2 separate regions of the Mus musculus genome follow, and region 1 is linked to region 2. A link is a loop called in an ENCODE intact Hi-C map of the cell type or tissue named here. Cell type or tissue: left cerebral cortex. All regions are shown on one strand. Each heading gives the region's core, and the rest is flanking DNA. Links, peaks and the distances in the headings are about the cores only.

Region 1 (9,506 bases), core at 4,412-6,911, 270 kb after region 2:
TTGTGTATAAAATTAGAAAAACATTGAGTGTTGTCAGAAGAAAAAGAAGGAAAAGAAAAGAAGAAGAAAGAGAAGGCAGAGAAGCTGAAGAATGGATTTCCAGCAAATTCATCAAGTAGGAAATGGTGCATAGCTCATCCAACTCATCTAGGAAAAACAAACAAACAAACAAACAAACAAACAAACAAACCTGTGGATTGGTTGAGACCAGAAGCTCAGTCAAAAGGCAACTTAGGTCTAACTCCCAGCCTTACCATTGCAATGCAACATTGGGAACCTCACCTCAACTCTCTGTGCCTTAGTTTCCTAGAAAATGGAGATATAAAATTGAAAGTAGAGATGATGATCTTACCAAGAAACAGGAGAGTGATATAAGCATCATGGATGCAGGGCAAGTATTGTATCCTTGGCCTTTTTACCCATGCTACAGTTATTTATGAATAATGCCTAGGCTATTACCTTGAAATTACTCTCCAACTAGCCCATAACTTATATAACCTGTTTATTTATTCTATGTGTGCTACATGGCTGGTTATCTCTCCTTAGTTTTATATGCCTGTCTCCTCAAAAGTCTGGGTGGCAAATCTTCCCACCTCTCCCTATTTCCCAGAGTGCTTCTCTCTGTGTGCCAGAACTCCTATCTTCTATTTCCCACCTTTTGCTAGTAGAACACCAGCTTTTTATTGGCAGATGATGCTTCCATATAGCACACCAGAGAGTCTCTCTACAGATACGCTGTGAGGTCTCGTTATTATCTGGCATTAGTGAAATGATTTTTTTTCCATTGACTTTCCGTCTTAATCGTTTCCTAATTTTATAAATCACCACTAAATATATGTCTAAAGAAAGACAAGATGTCTTTATTTCAAACTGAGCCTCTCTTAACCAAGAGATGAGAAGAACCAGGTAAGGGAATAAAGTCAGGCAAGATGGGTAGTAGCACGTTCTCATGTATTAAAATATATTATCCAAAGACAGGGTCAAAGAAAGGGTGTTTGATCCACGTGAGTCCATTTATTACTGTGTCTGGTGTCTACAGGATTGCTCTACAGTATGTTGAAGCAGTTCAGAAAATGTAGGTGATTAAGAGTCTTCTGCCTTCAGCCACCTGGTGAGCATTTTACCCAATACTCCCTGGGATTAGGTGAACAGATTTCAGGAGCCAAGGCTGCATTATGAATGGCATCAAATTCGCATGCTCTACCTGAAACCTCAAAGAGTTTACAGGGATTGGGGGTGGGGCTTGAAGGAAAACAAGTGGCAAAAACAATAGAACAGGGATGTTCAAGTGAATGATCAGTAGAGGCTAGAAAAGACCCAGCAGGGCAGAACAGGGCAGGGGGCAAGGAGACTCTGAGGGAGTGATGGACTATCAGTCAAAACAATATGCAAAAATGCTGTCAGGAAAGTTCTGACTTTGGAAGCTATCTTAAAGCAAATAAACCATCCACTCCACATGCACTGTGTATAATTGAAGGTTTGGTCCTGGCTTTGGTGGGCATTACGGTCTTGATTTCTGTGGCAAACACTCAAAGAGACACATACATTAATACTTTTAAAACCAGAAACATATTTTAGTTATCATCATCTTGTTCACATGGAAAGAAAGAACTCTTTATTTCCTGTATGAATAACCATGACAACAAATGTAAGATGAAAGGCTAGATTAATGCAGTTCTTTGTGTCCCAGAGGACCTGGTGAATTAGTCACTCATTGTCTTTCCTATCAACAATGTTCCAATAACAAAATCTCAAGGACATTTTTATTACACACTCATACACATACACACATATACACATACACATGCACACACATGCACACACCCACCAAGTATATTACTAGTTTGTTTTTGGACTAGTGGAAAATTTAAACATCTATTTTGCTAACATCTATCCTCTGGATTTCCCAAACATATTGCTTTTCAGACACTTTATTTATATATCTCTGTTTTGTTTCCTTTCATGCTCCATAGAACCCTACATTTATTTATACAAGATATATTTTTAGCAGCTGTTGCCCACTGTTGAGAGATACACATAACAATTTAAACAAAGTGAAAGAATACATTTGATGGCATTTTAAAGCTGCTATGTCTTGATTTTTTTATCTTCCAATATAGTGAAATAAAAATATAAATTTCATCCATATCACATAGGAAACTAGCATTTAATAGCAAATAAGAGCATTAAAAACCTCTAGTATTTGCACAAACTTATAATGAAGCATTGACCTTGGGCCATAATGAGCTCCTAGTATAATGCTGTACATCAATCTTGTCCATCTCCCGCAGTAAGAAAATCTCATTTCCAGGTATCTTCTCATGGAGTCATAAATCTCCATGGCACTTCAAACAATCACTCTGCTTTCAGGTTTATGTGTGCTCAAGCCGTCAAGGTTCACATTCCTAATCAAGTCAGAGACCCTAATAACCAGTAGGATTTCCAAGGTACCTGAGACTTTGTGAGAGACACTTTCCTATAAAGAAAATAACTGGGAGAACTCAAGGGTATCCAATTTTCACATCTTTCTAGATCCCTGAGTTTTGTAAAGTGTCTATAAGCAGATCAGTTTGACTTGCTTAGACCTTAAGACAGCAACAGATGATGCACGTGAAGTTGTTATAGATTGTCACTGTGCTTCTGGACATCTCATGTGTCCCAGGCGTTTCCTTGACAACAGTCTTATGCTGGCCCAGTGAGAGATAAGAAACTAGACGGTATAAAACTAAACCATTCCTAGGTAGCCTTCTTGGAGTTTTCAGCCCCTATAAGCCCATGGATACCTATAGACAACTAATCAAGTATTATGAAGCAGGTTTTATGCAAACCTGCAGAGAAGATGGGAGATAACAAATCAGGTGAATCTACTCAGCTGGTGTTTGTTCTGTTTCTTCAAAGGGTAGGACTGAAAGAAGTGGCTATGGTGTCATAGCTGTTAAAGAACGAATGGCTCTCCTCAGTTGATGTCTTCTGGTATGGGTACAGGTAGAAGAAGTCTATCCTCTCTTGGTTGCAGGGGATGGGGGATGGGTGAGATGCTGGACACTAGAAATTTGACCATGCTCCAGTGAATATACAAACAACATAAAATGTACCTGCTTTTTTTTTTTTCTTTTTGGGAATAGGGGATGAGGGTGGGAGAGGGGGCAGACATGAAAAAATTGGGAGGTGAGTATGAGTGGGGTGCATGATGTGAGATTCCCAAAAAATCAACTTAAAAAAATATTTAAAGCCTTAAGAAAAATGTATAAACTCTTTGACCTTCATTAGCAGAATTTTATACTTAAAAGTCTGTGTTATTGATTCTTATCAAAATCACTATCACTATCACTAACTTGAGCATAATCTAATATGAAGGTGCAGATCAAAATTCACCTTACCCTAGTCCACAGCAGTTGCAGGCAGCAGTTGGGAAAAACCAACCGAGGAGGGTGGGGGAAGAGTGGCTTAGGCTGAGTACATTCTTTTGGTTGAACCTTTTGTAGCTACCAGCTTTCCTTTGCATTTAAATTTATCTTACAGTTTTCATCCTTCTTCATTCCTTTGGTTCTACCAAGTTCATATCCTCTCCATTGATCTCTATTAAAATAAAGAACGAAGAAACCCTTAGAAAGATGTGGTGCACGTTCTTTTGTGTTCAGCACATGCTGTTCCAAATGTTTTAACTATTCATGTAAATACTACAATATGTACTTGCCACATATATAGAGAGAGGTGGCTTCTGTGTCTGTTACAGACTCAAGTTTCACACAACAGAAGTTCAATGGCACGGGAAGCACAGGATAACAGAGAAGTAGAGGAAGGGAGCTTGTCCTTGATCTGTCCTGGGGCATAAAGGTCAAAAGCTGTGACTACATCAGACCAAGAGATGGTTACTTGTGATTGCTTTCCTTTGCTTGGTAAATAATAATTAATTCAACTTCCAGAAGCATGTTAGTTCACACTCTTCCCAGCAGAGTAAAAATATCCTCTTTCTAACAACTGAAAATGCCACACTGTTATAATTTAAATGTATGTATTTATAATACCACTTAGCTGTACTCTATATTTCATGTCATTTAATGAAACTAGTTTCAGTGCCAAGGAAATAATTATGGACACAGCAAGAACTTAACGAGATATCAGCTTGTTTTGGTTGGCTGTTTATTTTTGCAGAATTTATTTTCTCATTTCTGTTGTACTCGATCATTACTTTGAGAGGTATACAGATCAACTAATTGTCTAGGGACAAGAGGCAAAAATCTTAGCTAGCAGCTTGTCCCAGGAACTGCTTATAGAGCCTGCAACCCATCACGTGGCCAGTCATGACTCAGTTCTACCTCTGCCTTCTATGTTCCATGTGACGGAGAGATGCAACAGAGAGCAGAACAATCCTTTGCCTTGGAGAGAGGGTATTTTTGTTTTATACCTTTAAAAAAACTAATCTTCAGATGGTGAGAGTTACAAGAGAAATACTAAAGGAATGTGATAGGAGGAAGAAGAAAGGATGTGATTTCAGTGGAAGTGTTAGAAAAGCTGACATCATGACAGACTAAAGTATGGACAGAGCCTGGTGCATACCCAAGGAAAGAGCATTCTTAAAGTAAACAAAAGGCAAAGTTCTCAGACTTATTTTCTTTATTATAAATTATAGTATAGCTGTCAGATGAAAACAAAAGGTAGTGTACATTATATATTACCAATTACAAAAAAAAAGGCAAATAATACTACTACATAATTTTACTGGTCAAACCTCCTTCAGCATGGTTAGAGCATTCAATTAAAACCTTAGTATCACACTGTAATGAGCGATATTGATGAACTGGAATGAATCAAGAAGGAAAGTTTCCAGATAATGAGGGGCCCCGGTGATGATGTCACAGGAAATTGCCCCAAATCCCGTGGTTTAATTGAGGAAAATCACAAGCAGATTCAGAGATGAGAGGGTTGTCATTCTCACCGTGAACTTGCTGTTTGCCTTCTGAGAGTCAAACCTGACATGAAACAGAAGCATTGAGCCAGGCACCTGAACGTAGTTTCAATGACAGTGTTTGTGAACGTGAATCTTGGTAATGAGTCCAAGGCCAAAAGCAGAGGCTGCGGGACAGCTGTCACGGGATGCTGTAGAATAGTCATTGTCACTGGTTCAGATTTTCACCGTAGATAAGGAAAGCTTGTCAGAATCACCTGTCGTAGATATCTGTACCCTGGATCCTCAAACTGGAATAGGCCTGATCCTTAGATGAGGACACTCATGGCTGAGGGTAGGAATGGCAGCTGCCCTCTCAGCAAGTGTGAAGTGTGGGGATAGAGGCATCTGGCTTCCAACTCAGGAGCAGATTGGGTGCTTTGACAAGCGCTTAAGTGAGCCCATGATGGTTCTATTTTGATAGGTGTTAATCAAAGCTATTGTCACTGAGGCAGTCTCTTGCTACAATCTGTTCTTTGATAGATGTGCAAAACACATCATGAGCGCCTTCTTTCTAGTACTAACATTGCTGAGAATAGGAAGTAGGAAAAAGGTACTAGAATGACATGGCAAACATCTTCAAAATCACACCTAGCTACTCTAAAATGAACGGTTATTAACTGCGATTTTCATAGTAACCCTCAGGGCTCATATCCTTACACAAAAGAGTCTCCTTTTGTCCTTTGCCAAACTGTAGTCAAATGACTGCACGCCCATCATTTATATTGCTATTGCCTGGAGCCCAGTATAAAGTAGATTCTTTAAAAGTGGCCGCTGAATGGAAGAAAAGGAAAAAAAAAAGATTGCCGAAGCTCCCACTCGACCATCCATCTCAACAGGGCAGTAACTCAGGACGATTTGAAAGGTAGCATTCACTTATTTCAATGTGTTTGCTTAGATTTTACTTGTGTTTAAAGAATTTTTATTCTTGAATGCTCTATTTGAAGAGAGCCAAGTCGGTGGTCAGATTGGCCGGGTGTAATATAATTTGTACTTCTTTAAATACAGTAAATTTGAAGTAAGGAGCATGAGATCCTTCGGTTCTTTCTAAGGTGAAATAAAAAGCCCACGAAACACACTGCACAATAGTTTCAGTCTCCTCGCAGACACTAACTACTCTGGGGCATCGCTCTTTGTCCTCTGCCTGAAATATTACAAGTCCCTCTTAAAACATCTCATTTCTGGTCTTTTTTCCCTATTAAATTCCACAGGATCAGAGTTTCTGTGTAAAACCTTGTATTCTGGCTCCGGAGGCAACTTTCACATATAGTAAAACCTAAGCTATTTAATCTTATTAAAGTCTCAAACTACAAAAATAGGGATCATAGCAGGAACAGGAGCCTCTGTGGGGAGCCTTGGCACAGATGGCTGAAACACTCCAGTGCTGGTCACTATGGCATCCCTGTCCTTGAGTGTCTGAGCGGGATCCTCAGTGTTGTGATTTAGACTTGAAAGTTCCTCAAAGGCCCTATGTTGAAGGCTTGGTCTCTGGACAATGTTGCTATTAAAGGGGTAAAAGCTTTAATAGGTAGGGACAAATGGGAGGAAGTTAAGTCACTGGGAGCATGTCCTTGAAAGCCTAGACCCCAGCCATCGCTTGTTTGCTCTGTTGTTTCCTGGCCGCTATGAGGCGCACAGCGTCCCTATCTCTCTCTCTCTCTCTCTCTCTCTCTCTCTCTCTCTCTCTCTCTCTCTCTCTCTCTCTCTCTCTCTCTCTCTCGTGCCATAAAGTACTATGTTGTTACAAGCCAGCATCACTGGGAAAAAGGGGTCCTCAGCTAAAACCTCAAAAGCTGTGAATCAGAGCAAAGATTTTTTCCTTTGAAGTTAATGTTCTCAAGGGCTTTTTCCACAGTGCTAAAACATTGCCTAATGCACTTGACTAAGTGTGAACACGAACTTCGGCCTCTCTATTTGAGCTACAGTGCCACTCCCGCTTTGCCCCCTCCTTTCATCTCGCCTTCAAACACATTCCGCGATCATGGAAGGCTCTCCTCACTTCCCTGCTGAACTTGCCAACTTGATTTTGCCTCCTGATATCTTGTTCCTAGGACATCTTCATTCTGCCTTTTCATCTAGTGTGTATCTGCTCATCCGTCCCCTAGCAACGCAAATGCCTTGACATCCCAGTGCTGCCCAATTGTGCCAACTACTTATTTACATGACTCTTACCTCCGTGGCCCATGAGCTGCTCAGGCGGTCATAGATTTTGTTTCCCTCTGTCTCCTCAGTGCTTAGCTCACTCTCCGGAACTAATAGGCTTGCCGAATAAATTTGAAGATTATTCCAACAGAATGAGCTACAGAGGTGCAGAGGCACACTGCAAATCCTAGAATCAGTTTAGCCTTCAGGAATGACTATTTTTTGGAGTCTACTTTATTAATATTTTTAGTTGCTAAAATAATGGGTTTCATCATGGCATTGTCATATATATATTCATTAAACTTTTCTCTTCTTCCCTTAGCCTTCTTTCATTTGCTTTCCTGGTCCTACCTCACTTCTTTCTGGTCTGCTTCTTCCCATTTATAAATAATGCCCTGCTGCTTCTGCTTTCATTGTGACATAGACACATATAATATATATATATATATATATATATATATATATATATATATATATATGACATGTGTATAGCATATGTATATATATATATATATATTTAATTTATATGAGGAAAGATATATTTAAACCTACATGCTGCTTATATAGGAAATGATACTTTAAAGGGGATATGTTAAGGTAGATGGTGTGTTTTCAGCTTTCCCATATTACTTGATGCTAACATATAAGATTTAGAATTTTAAGTCCAATAAATTTATAAATAAGACCACCTAGATAAATTAATGAATGTTGAAAGGAAATGCACCAATGAATGAACGAATGGATGGCAGGCATAGAGATACTGATATGCTGGTATTTGTTTGCCATTACTTCCTTTTAAGCTCCCAGGAGGTTTGGGGACTCCTCCTGTATCTAGCAAGAATAACTAGTATATTGACATACAACATGTGCTTAGCACATGTTTACTAGATCGAACAATAGAATGAACCATGCATTTCAGGATTAGAGAACAGAAAAGACATCCTCACTGCTAGGGAAACACGAAGACTACAGATTGCTGTTCAGGCCTAGTGCTGCTGACAATAGCTGATGGGTTTGGCACTTGTGGTTGGGCTGAGTAAGCTTATTTTTTTGGCATTGTGACCATGGATGTTGGCTGCAGTCATGAGTAATGCTCATCAGACCTGCACTGTGATCCTTCTGCTAACAGACAATTCTGATCCTGAGTAAATTTCCACAAGTGCATTTCATTACTACCCACTGACATATTAGAGGAACAGTGCCTGCTTTGTTCTTGATCTACCTGCTTCCATTGCTGTGTAAATGTATATGTATATGTATATGTGTATGTGTATGTGTATGTGTATGTGTATGTGTATGTGTATGTGTATGTGTATGTGTATGTATATGTATGATTTTTAAAAAAAAACATCATGCTAATGTTCAATCAGAGATTTGAGCTTCATTTTATAATCCAGGCAGATTGATAGGAGGGGCTAGCACTATGTGTAGAAATATTCAGAAGCTGCATCTAAGCTCAGGGCTAAAGATGATCACTATTGCTTATAAGAAGAGATGTGCTATATAGGCCATGAATTTTTTGGACTAACAAGTGCAGAGAAGATTACTGGTAGAAATAATTAACAAAAGAACTGTTAATGACTTTTACTTATACTAAAAGGGTTGTTTGTTTGTTTAAACTCAATATATTTTGTATCAGAGTTTGACAATGGAACAAAATGAAGTCTGAACTGAAATGAAAACTTTTGGTTTCTTTGGAAAGTCAGTTATGTTAAATGATATTTTGCTGAGGCACACAGGAGAAAGGATGTTTTGCTATAGCAAACAAATGAAAGGACGCACGATGTTTGGAAAGACTATAAATATGACCCCATAGACAGTGAGAGCTTGAGTATTGGTTTGCCTTGCTCTGCATTGCTGAGTTTCGCCTGTGGTGACTTCATAGAGAGAAACTCGACAAAGAACTTCTTATGTGGTTCCTACGGCCTCTTGCCACTTTTGCAGACTTGGGCAGTTGGCAAGCCTTGAGGTTCCTTCTGGATTGCACTGTCCTTGCTGGTTCATGTGTGTTGTCTGCCTAATGGACTGGTGTGCAGCTGCTGATTCACTTTTGGTGTTAGTGGACTAGACTGAGAACAACAAAGACTAGGATTACCCCAAATAACTATTTTTAAACAGGTCCACTTCCCCTGTGTCTTAGTAACCTTTCCTTTCCACTACTTCTGGTGGTTGGGGAGCTAAAGGGGAGGTTGAACCCTTGCTAAAGTAGGTTGTGAAAAATATATGCCAACATTTTACTATGTATATAAATTTACTATTTTATATGTATCTATATGAAATTGTTCTAGGGGTTATAAAATAAATTATTTTATTCATACTCAGCTAAGAGAAAATGGGGTTAAAGACAAACTAGAAATCTGACAGTTCTAAGCAGACAATAGTTAATATTTACTCAAAGCTTATTCAACAGATAACT
Region 2 (9,506 bases), core at 4,249-6,748:
TAAATTTCAGATAAGCCAAATTAGCCATATGTCCTTCACCTGGACCAAAATATAAAGTGTAGAAGGGACTCCATCCTATGTAGATGTGTATATGTCTCTGTGTGTGTGAGCATGAGCATGTGTGTGTGCATACATGTGAGTGTATGTATATGTGTACTAAAGAGGGTTTATATTTTGATTCTCTTAGTAATAAATTATAGGAAACTAGCATGTTTAGTCTATAACAATTGCTTTTAGGTATATTAAATTGGTTATCACATTGCATAGGGTTTGATAACTCAATTCAGTAATAATTAAGTAGTAAATGCTTGCTGCTTTTGCAGAGGACTTAGGTTCAGTTCCAAGTACTTCCTCAATGACTTGAAGACCAGGACTTCTCCTCCAGTTCAGATTATCTGATACCTTCTGAAGCCTCTGTGGGCTCCCACATAACCCAAGCAGGCACACATGTCAATACCTAAAATAATAAATCTAAAAGACAATATACAAGCATTGTGTTTTCTATAGCGAAGTTAAAGGCTTTGAACAAATATGGCCACTCAGTTGCTTATTTATAAATGCCAACATCAAAACCTGGCTTTGTTACCTGAGTGAGTTGATTGCTGACCTAGAATGTAACTGGCAACCTAGAACTCAGGTTTGTGACTTAGCCATCAATGATGTTGAGCATACCTGGGTTAGACACTCTGATATACTATGTTCACATCAGTGAGGTTTCTATATTTTGGATTCCTCACCTGTAAAAATCTATCCAGATTTTATAGACATATTAGTTTCTCTCTGTGTAAGCATTAGAGTGCAAGGTTTACTATATCATTGTTCTCAGTAAGCTTTGTCTATGCCTGCTGCTACATTCCTCATCGCACCAGTGTGCTTTATGAGCAAGGTCATTTGTTTTTTCATGTACCTTGTAGATGCAGAAGAATTTATAAAACAAAACTCTAGGAGTGGCAGCACACGCATACAATCTCAACTCTAATGACAAAGGCAAGAAAATCATTTAAGTCCGAGGCCAGACTGAGTTCCATAGCAAATTCTGGGCCAGCCTGTGCTATGACGCAAGGCCGTCTCTAAAACACACAAACAAAAGAAAACTAAATAGAGAAAGTTTGACTTCAGTGTTATTACTATGTTAATTTGGATGAGTTACCAAGACTTATTGAGCTCCTTGCCTCAAAAATGAAACAGAAATCAGAATCACTATTAGGCAGGGATGCTTTTTCCATCAAATAAGAAAATCCCTCTCTATGCTGTGAGCTTGGCAGACATGAGCACATTTGAATGTGTAACCACCAGACACACACATAAGCAATGTTTCTGCGGCAGGAACTCTGTTCTGGTATGATAGGCGTTCTAGCTCCTGTAGTATCATTCTTAATATTTCAAAAAGGTTTATGGTGCAGTACATTCTCTGAAGCTCTGCCAACCCATGCTGCACTGTCTCCTCTCCTCAGTGTCACTGTCTTGGGGAAGAGAGAGCTCAGAGCTTCTTCTGGGGTAGAGCATGGGATGAGTGAGCAATTATTTGCTGGGCATCAAGTGTGGGTTAAAGCACTCATGGCTATACCCTTCTGAAAAAGGAAGGGAGCCTCTGTTGAATAAATAGCATTACTGGTGCTATTTGGTCATCATCGCAATACTGGTGATGATGCAGTGATGCAGAGACTACTAAGAACATTTCTCAAATGACTGCTAGGGCCATATTCTGTTCTAAGAGCATAGTGACTTTCACATCTAGATTTTTTTTATCATCTTCTTGGACTGATACATGAAGGGCTGCAGCTTCCAGTATCTGAAGAATGGTAGCACAGGAATATGAACTTTGAGCCTAAGATGCAACTGCAAACCTGACCTCTAGCTCCCACCTACACTGTTGCTAAGGCTTGGAAGAGAAACCATATCTCTGCCACAAAACTAGTAGACCACAACCAATTAGATGCCAAGATGCTAGGCTTTGGTGAGGCTTGAGTGGTGATGCATGAGTGGTGAATGGAAGCCACTTGGATATTGTATCCTCACAGGGTCTGATGTTGAGACTCACTCACTTCGAAAGCAATGAGAGTGATCTTAGGCAGGACTTCCAGGGTTTACAATCAGCATCTCCCTCAGAGCCTGTAATGAAGCATGGGCAAACCTAACAAGCCTCAGGAACTCCAAAAGATATGTCTTTTCAAGTGACAAAGACAGAATGAGTAGTGACGAGATGTCTCCAAGGAGTAACATTGCAGCTGTTGAGCAAACTGTAGGAAGCCACGATGCTGCCATTCACAGTCCATGGGCAGGACTACAAACTTCTACCATCCCAATAACATATCGATATTTATATTAATCTCAGAGCAAATAACCTCTCCAGAAGACTGGAAGGATCCCCTCTCTCATTGGGCAGCTCTTTCAGATCAGTAGCCTCTGTTTCAGTGGCCCAGTAGATGACCAAGAAGAAAAAAACAAATCACAGATGTGATGGTGGCCCCCTTTACAGATTTCTCAGAGGAAAATTAAATGTGATTGTCAGAAATTATCACTAATTCTTGTCAATTTTGCCACAACTAAGAGATATTTACCCAACTGCGAGTGACCCAAAGAGGACATTTACAATGTAGGAGATAATCTGGGTATAGGGATGGAAGCTTTAAGCTAAGCCATTTGGTAGGTTAAGAGATCCTGAGGGTTGGTGGTAAGCCTAGCCTACCCAGTGAGTTATAGGCCAGTGAGAAACCCTGCCTGGAAAAATGTGTTGAACTATGCCTGAAGAGACTCATGCATGATTGTTCTCTGGTCTCTAAACAAGTGTGAGCACAGGCGAGAGTGTCAAGCACACACAGGTCACCACTAATTAGGCCCAGGATGACCTATATGAGCCCCTTGTATATTCTCAACGACTAACTAAAGTGGATCTACTCAAATCTGTTACTGTACAGTCTACTCAAGGCTAGGACATGGAATGTTTTCTTGCTTCCAGTCACTGGCTACTAAATATTACAACACAGACTCACAGGGCTACAGTTTAGAGGTTCCCTTCTACCCTCAGTGAAGAGTCACTAGTGTGCTTGTCCCGAGTAGAAATTGATAGGTTATTTCTCTGTCACAGTGAGATGAGCCAATTCAAGCCAGATTACATCATATTAAAGACAAATTTATTTGGAAGCTGCTCTTGAGTGGGGTCACTGGCCCCAAGGATTGAAACCAGGGCACTCGCCATAGGGAGGTGGAACAGGGGGCACACCTAGAGAAGAAAATATGAGAAGGTGGAGGAGGAGGAAGGGGGAGAGGAAACCAAGCAAATATCTGTGTTACTTCTGCTGGAGAAGGGCAGCCCAGTCCCTGGGCTGGAAAGTTCAAGTTTGGAGGTAGGGTATGCCAGGTCGGGAACCGAGGGATGCTGGGAGAACCTGGAGGCCACGTCTGCTTTGATATATAAAATAGATCCAAGAGATTGAAAACAACCAGACATGACTGGCTGTGTCAGGTTCAATGGAGGAGGGTTTCAGCGAGTAAACAAACCGTAAGTTTGGATCCAGTGTATCCCAACAGAAAACTCAACAATCCCATCTGGCATTGTACATATGCTGCTCTTTACCTTTGAGGATACGTCCCGTTTCCAATACTGGCTTAAAATTAGGCCAATTATATGGACAATGAATTTGTCCTGGACAACCACTGGCTACAGGAAGTTGCGGAAGAACCATGCCTATCAACAATGCAAACTTTTTGAGTTTTGTGCTTGTCTTCTGAAACGTGAACACTAGATGGCAGAAGGAACACACAGATTTTTGAAGCTGGTTGGCAAACTGGTCTCCATGTCAACAACTCTAAATCCTAAGATTCCTTATCGTGGCTCAACAAATCAAGTGAGCCACACATGGCTGTACGTTTAAGATTACATTGTTGTTAAGGGTTTGATTATCTTTCACGTTTAGTTCATAACCTTTTAAATTTTTTATTGATATTGCAAAAAAAGTTCTACATTAATTTTCCTAAAAGCAGCATCAGCTAGGTTTCTTTTCTCTTTATGTAGAGTGTTTTATTCTAAAACTAAGGCGTGATAACTGCTTAAACCAGAGATTCCCAACATGTGGGTTGTGACTCCTTTGGATGAGGAGCCAAATGACCCTTTTTCTGGGGACACATAAGACCATCAGAAAACACATGTTTACATTACAATTCATAACTAGCAAAATTACAGTTACGAAGCAGCAACAAAAATTTTATGGTTGGGGGTCACCACATTGTGAAGTAATGTATTAAAGGGTCATAGTATTAGGGAGGCTGGGAACCACTGGTTTAAACAAACCCAAGGGTGAAGATTCTATGGAAACTTCCTGCTATTCCTCCTAATTAAATATGACTTCTAAGGCAATTGCTGCTGGCTCAACAACTACTTGTGAAAATGAACCCTGGGTTCTGTTTATATTGGACTTTAAAGAAATTGATTTGAAGGAGAGCCCTGAAATGAGATTTGGTTGGTCTCTTCACAGTGATGGTCTCAGTAGTCATCGGAAATTGCAGAAATGTTACTGTGGTTTTGAAACTGCCACAAAAGCCACCTCAGTGTGTCATTTCCCAGAAAGGCTTCAGGCAAAGGCATTACGTGGAAGTGCAAATGAAAGGAGACTTGGAAGAAGCCTCAAACAGCCTAGGCCTTGGCTAAATTTAAGCCATAGGAAGAGAGGATGAAAGGCCAGAAAAAAATGAAAATAGCCAGTAGGGCATTCAGACACCCTGCTCCCTCAGGGGAAATGACACCTGGGTATGGCATCGAGCATCCAGCAAGGTCTGAGAAAGTATTAGAATTGGGTGTCATGAGCATCCCCGAGGAGAAGTTCCGAGAAAGCTTTAAGCATCTGCAAGGCACTTAAAGATTAGAAACACATTTAACCAATGCCAGAAATACCTATAAGCACCCACTAAAAGATACTCTACTCTCCCATAATTTATCCAGTTTTGTGGCATCCTATGGAACACCCTCAAGTTTTAAATATAGTAGAAAATAAAGAAATTTGATATAATTTAGCAGTGGAATTTATTTTACCAAATACTCACATAGTAATCATTTATTGTCCTCTGCTTAACATGAAAGTAAAATAAGAACACCCAAGACAAGAGTTTTTATTATTGTTTTTCTTAAGTACATTTGTTTCTCATTTTATTTTGTTTAAATTAAAACATAATGATAGTGTTTCCCTTTTCCTCCCTTCAACCCCTGCCATGCCCCTTAGCCCTACACCATCTCAAATTTAAAACCTCTTTTTCTTTATTGTTGTTTGCTTATATGCATAAATACATAGACAATGCTTGCTGAGTCTGTTTAGTTTTGTTTGTTAGTACAGTTTCATTTGTGTATACAAAACATACTAAGAAAAGAGTACCTTCAGTGGCCACAAGAGGGCATAATCCTCAAACTTAAAAAATTGTACAAGTTCATCACCAAAGCACAGTCATCAATATTTCAGCACAGCCTGTTTCATTCTTGAAGATAATCGTCAAAAGAATTCTAATTGTGTATTTAAAAAAATGGGAACATTATGTCTCAGAATACCATCGAAACAGAAATGCTAGTCACCTGTTCGTCACAGTAGAAACCTAAATGTCATTCAGAGAGAACACAGTCTTGGTAACTTACAACTTAGACGGTGACCTCTGGCAATCACTCAGCTGGAACCATGCTGGCTCTTCATTTGCTTGTGTGTGCCTCAAGTATCTCATGAAGGTGGCTGTGTTTCTTGGCATCTTACTTTCAGCTGTTGTAGGAGAACTCCCTAGACCATGGGGTCTTAATAAGCCTGGCCTTTGAAATCAGGAAACTGATGTGTTAGATTCTAGTGAGAGCCCTTTTATGGACTACAGACTGTTGATTCCTGATGTGCCTCCAAGCAGCAGAACGAGAGGGGGCTGGGGGGCGCTCTTTGAGGTCTCCTTTATAAGTAAACAATTATAGTGATAATTTGTCTCTACCTTCAACTTAAGCTCCCCTCCCCAAATGACCCCAATCTCCATATAACCTCATATTGGGAATTAGACCTTCAATATAAGCACCTGGGAGAGACAAATATTTGAGGCATGGTGTGTGGTTTACTGGTGAATTGAACAGATGGATGTGGTAGAAGAAGAGCAAAGATGGCCCAAAATATGGGAAGGTATACACATTTCCTTTAACAACTGGGCTTATTTCAGAAAGCAAGACCAGAATAAGGTTTGTTGTGTTGTTGTTGTTGTTTGGTTAGTTGTTTTGTTTTGGCAAAAGGATGGACATCTTGTGGCCACAACCTCTAGAGAATGAGACACCCAAGCCCTGCTCAGCCTGATTGAAGGACGTTTACTACTACTTCAGCTAGGTTGCAGGTTGTAACTTGCCTTTACTGCCCTAAGCAATATAAAGTCCATAATGATAACAAATACCCCCAGGCACCCATTATCCTGCAACCCTTCCTGCTTTCCAAAGGTGCTTATTGCTTTCTGACCCTGGAATTTTCTTTTACACTTCCCTTATGTTGTTTTGCTCATTAGCCAGGAGATCCAGGACCACATGAGCCTTCTCTCTCTTCCTCACTCTTTAATTCCCAGTGTCTGGCATTCTACACCTGAAGTGCTTCAAACATATCAAACCTAGAGAGCTGTTAAAAGACATCCTTCCGAATGCTGAAATATGAGAGAGGTTTTGAGAGTCCTTAGGTGTGGACTTAAAAGATGAAGGAAGGAAGGCCACTGTCTGCTGTGTTGAAGCAGAAATCTTTCCTACTGATCAACAAATGCCAGTGAGACTGGACAGAGGGAAGGGTAACCCCCATGATTGCTGCACCTTTAAAATTAATGAGCATAAAGTGGGTTTCTGGGAAAAAATATCTACACCAAATATAAATGGAAATTTATAAATTCAGCATAGAAAGTGTCTATTCTTCTTCAAGGAATATTCTGGCATGAATCCGTTTGGTATTCTTCTTTATATGAAGAGAAGCTTTTTAATAGCAGAGAAAAAAATGAGATACACATTTATAACACAAAAACTAAAGATTGGAAGGAATAAAATAAATGTTACCTGAATTGATCCTCAGTGTAAAAATATTATATTCCATTTAGCCAATCAAAATCTCTCTATACAGGTTGTTCTCCAGGCCTGAGCCCAACCTTACATGGGGCAGAAATGTCAGAACTTCACATAAATTGGAGCATATTAGAGTTTGCTTAAATGTACCATGCACAAATATACACCATATACTCATGAGCTACTTGACAGTTCATTCTTTGATCAAGTGTATTGCATCATGAAAATACATCCAGTAGATAAAATAAATATTTTATTTGTGTGTGTGTGTGTGTGTGTGTGTGTGTGTGTGTGTGTGTGTGTGTATACCTGTATTGTGTAGGTATATAAACCCATGTGTGCAAGGAAATGAGAGGAAGGGTTTGGGTGCCCTGCTCCTTTCTGTCACTGCCTGCTTTACTTTCTTTGGAGAGGGTCTTTCACCACACCTGGCCCTGAAGATGGGCTGGCAGGGGGCAAGCTCCAGCTGTCTTCTGTCATGCACTTCTCTGCCAGCCATTTCTCCACAGCACTGGGTGATAGTGAACATAACTGGATTTTTATATAGGTTCTGATGGTTTGAACTCAGTTCTTCATGCCTATGTACCAAGTGCTATTACATGCTGAGACATTCTGCTATCCCTAGAATGAATTTCTTACAAGGACCTGAGAGGTACGTGGAATTTTTCAAGTTTATGTTATTATAAAAGCATTAGCATTTGCTGGAAACCATATTTTGAATTTTCCATTTGTGACTTTTCTTGATTTAGTCATATGTGGTATACCTCCGTGGTGGTGTCAGGCAGCAGCAGTGGCAACTCACAATTCCCAAGCTGTACAAGGTCCTGATGAGAGGCAACTCAGACCATGTGATACATTGTATTACTAACCTATGATATCCAGTACACTAGAGATAGTAACTGGATTTTTCAGTTGAATATTTTCATCCTAGAATAGACTTATCTAGAGGTAATCCCATTGCAAACTGTAAATGTTGGACATTCAAGGAGTACCTTTATAGGAGTCCTGCAGTCTTAGCCTATGAGGAAGGACCGCAGACCATGACATTATGACAAAACATAAAGTCACTGAGGCCAAAGTTTCTGTTGTTTCTGAAGAAACAACAGTTAACAAGAAAGGATTTGGGAGAGCAGCTGTTAATTTTTTATGATGAGCTCTGTGGAAAGGTTTTATCATCCTTCCTCATATCATTGTGTATGACACCAAAGGGACCAAGGAGTAATGAAGAATTGTACATGTGGAGCTTATTATAGAAGGGGTATTTACAGATTCCCCTACTCTAGTGCATCAAATATATCATGTAGCTGCAATTCTCCTTTCCATTTCCTGCTCTCTTTAAGATGGTACAAGTAGTGGTTTGAATGTGATGTCCCCATAATTTCAGGCACTTCAATACTTGTCAGTTGGAGGCACAATTTGGGCAAGGTCGTACTGGAGGAAGTATGTCACTGGGGTAGGATTTGAGGTTGCAAAGCTTCAAGCCATTATGAATAGAGTATAGTCTCTCTCTTCCTGCTTGTGATTCAAGATGTGAGCTCTTTGCCTCTTCACCAGCAGCTATGCTTTCCTGCCTCTTGCTGCAACCCTTCCGTACCATGTTGGGCTCTGGAATCGCCTAACTAGCACAGTGGACTTTAATGTGTAAAATGTATGTGCATACACCACATACCTGTGTTAACTTCCAATGCTTCAATATTAAGTACAAACTTGTATACATACCCCTGAATGAGATCTATCTGTACTTACGAGATTTGGATATAGCTATTGATTATACTTAAGACTGGAACTAACACTCAAAGCGTTATTCTTTGAAAGTATCATTCAAGTAGTGAGATCAAGAAAAGAGTCTTGGGAACTTTGGAAGCAACTTAGTTTGCAAGTGAAGGGGAGCCCCCTCTCAACAGTTACTGAAATCTTTTAGGTTGTAGAAGATGGCAGCTCCTGCTTTTAATTTCCCCAGAAAGTGTTTAAATGGACTGATTACCAAATACCCAGAATTCATAGAGAGAAAAAAAAAAGCCAGAAAGATATTGTTCTTTATATGATTCCATCCCTTTTTCTCCCTGTACCAAAAAAAAGCTCATATACATCAGCTGACACTACTACCACTTTGAACATGTTCCCATTAAGAAGAACAAACAGAGAGCAAACTCATAAATGTGTTTGGTAAAAAAAGTAAGCAACAGCAGAATTTTCATGAGAAACGTAGAGTTCTGGCTGACAAGAATCAATTTCTAGATAATTAAATTTTCACACCCCTTGGAAAAAAAGAGAGGGACCTATTTTTAAATAAAGTTAAAGACTACTAACAATATTGCGTCTAGTAATTTGGTCTGTCAATACTTTTTCCCCCACACCTGATAAAAATCCCATTCCAATCATATTTGATTGTATTATCAAGGATTTTTAATTAGTTGAGTGTACACTGACATTTTGGTAGAAGAAAAATTGATTTTATATACCAGCC

What was found. Hi-C counts contacts between places; a loop is a spot of excess contacts. Peaks named below come from ENCODE experiments on the same cell type or tissue, not always from the same donor. Only the 100,000 strongest peaks of a DNase experiment are listed, where the experiment ranks them.
Region 1: it touches region 2 in a loop (2.4-fold over the local background); 2 of 42 quality-filtered maps call a loop at or near these places.

Annotation. Positions count from the first base shown.
Region 1 is chr5:49,634,530-49,644,035 of GRCm38, forward strand. No RefSeq gene overlaps it. Among named protein-coding and RNA genes, the nearest start is that of Gm40299, 36 kb to the left of the region's middle. In left cerebral cortex, for the core only: no CTCF peak of the experiment used is centred there; a DNase peak (open chromatin) is centred at 5,365.
Region 2 is chr5:49,365,491-49,374,996 of GRCm38, forward strand. The region is part of intron 1 of Kcnip4 (Kv channel interacting protein 4); the gene reads right to left. Among named protein-coding and RNA genes, the nearest start is that of Kcnip4, 150 kb to the right of the region's middle. In left cerebral cortex, for the core only: a CTCF peak has its summit at 5,376 (motif pointing right); a DNase peak (open chromatin) is centred at 5,394.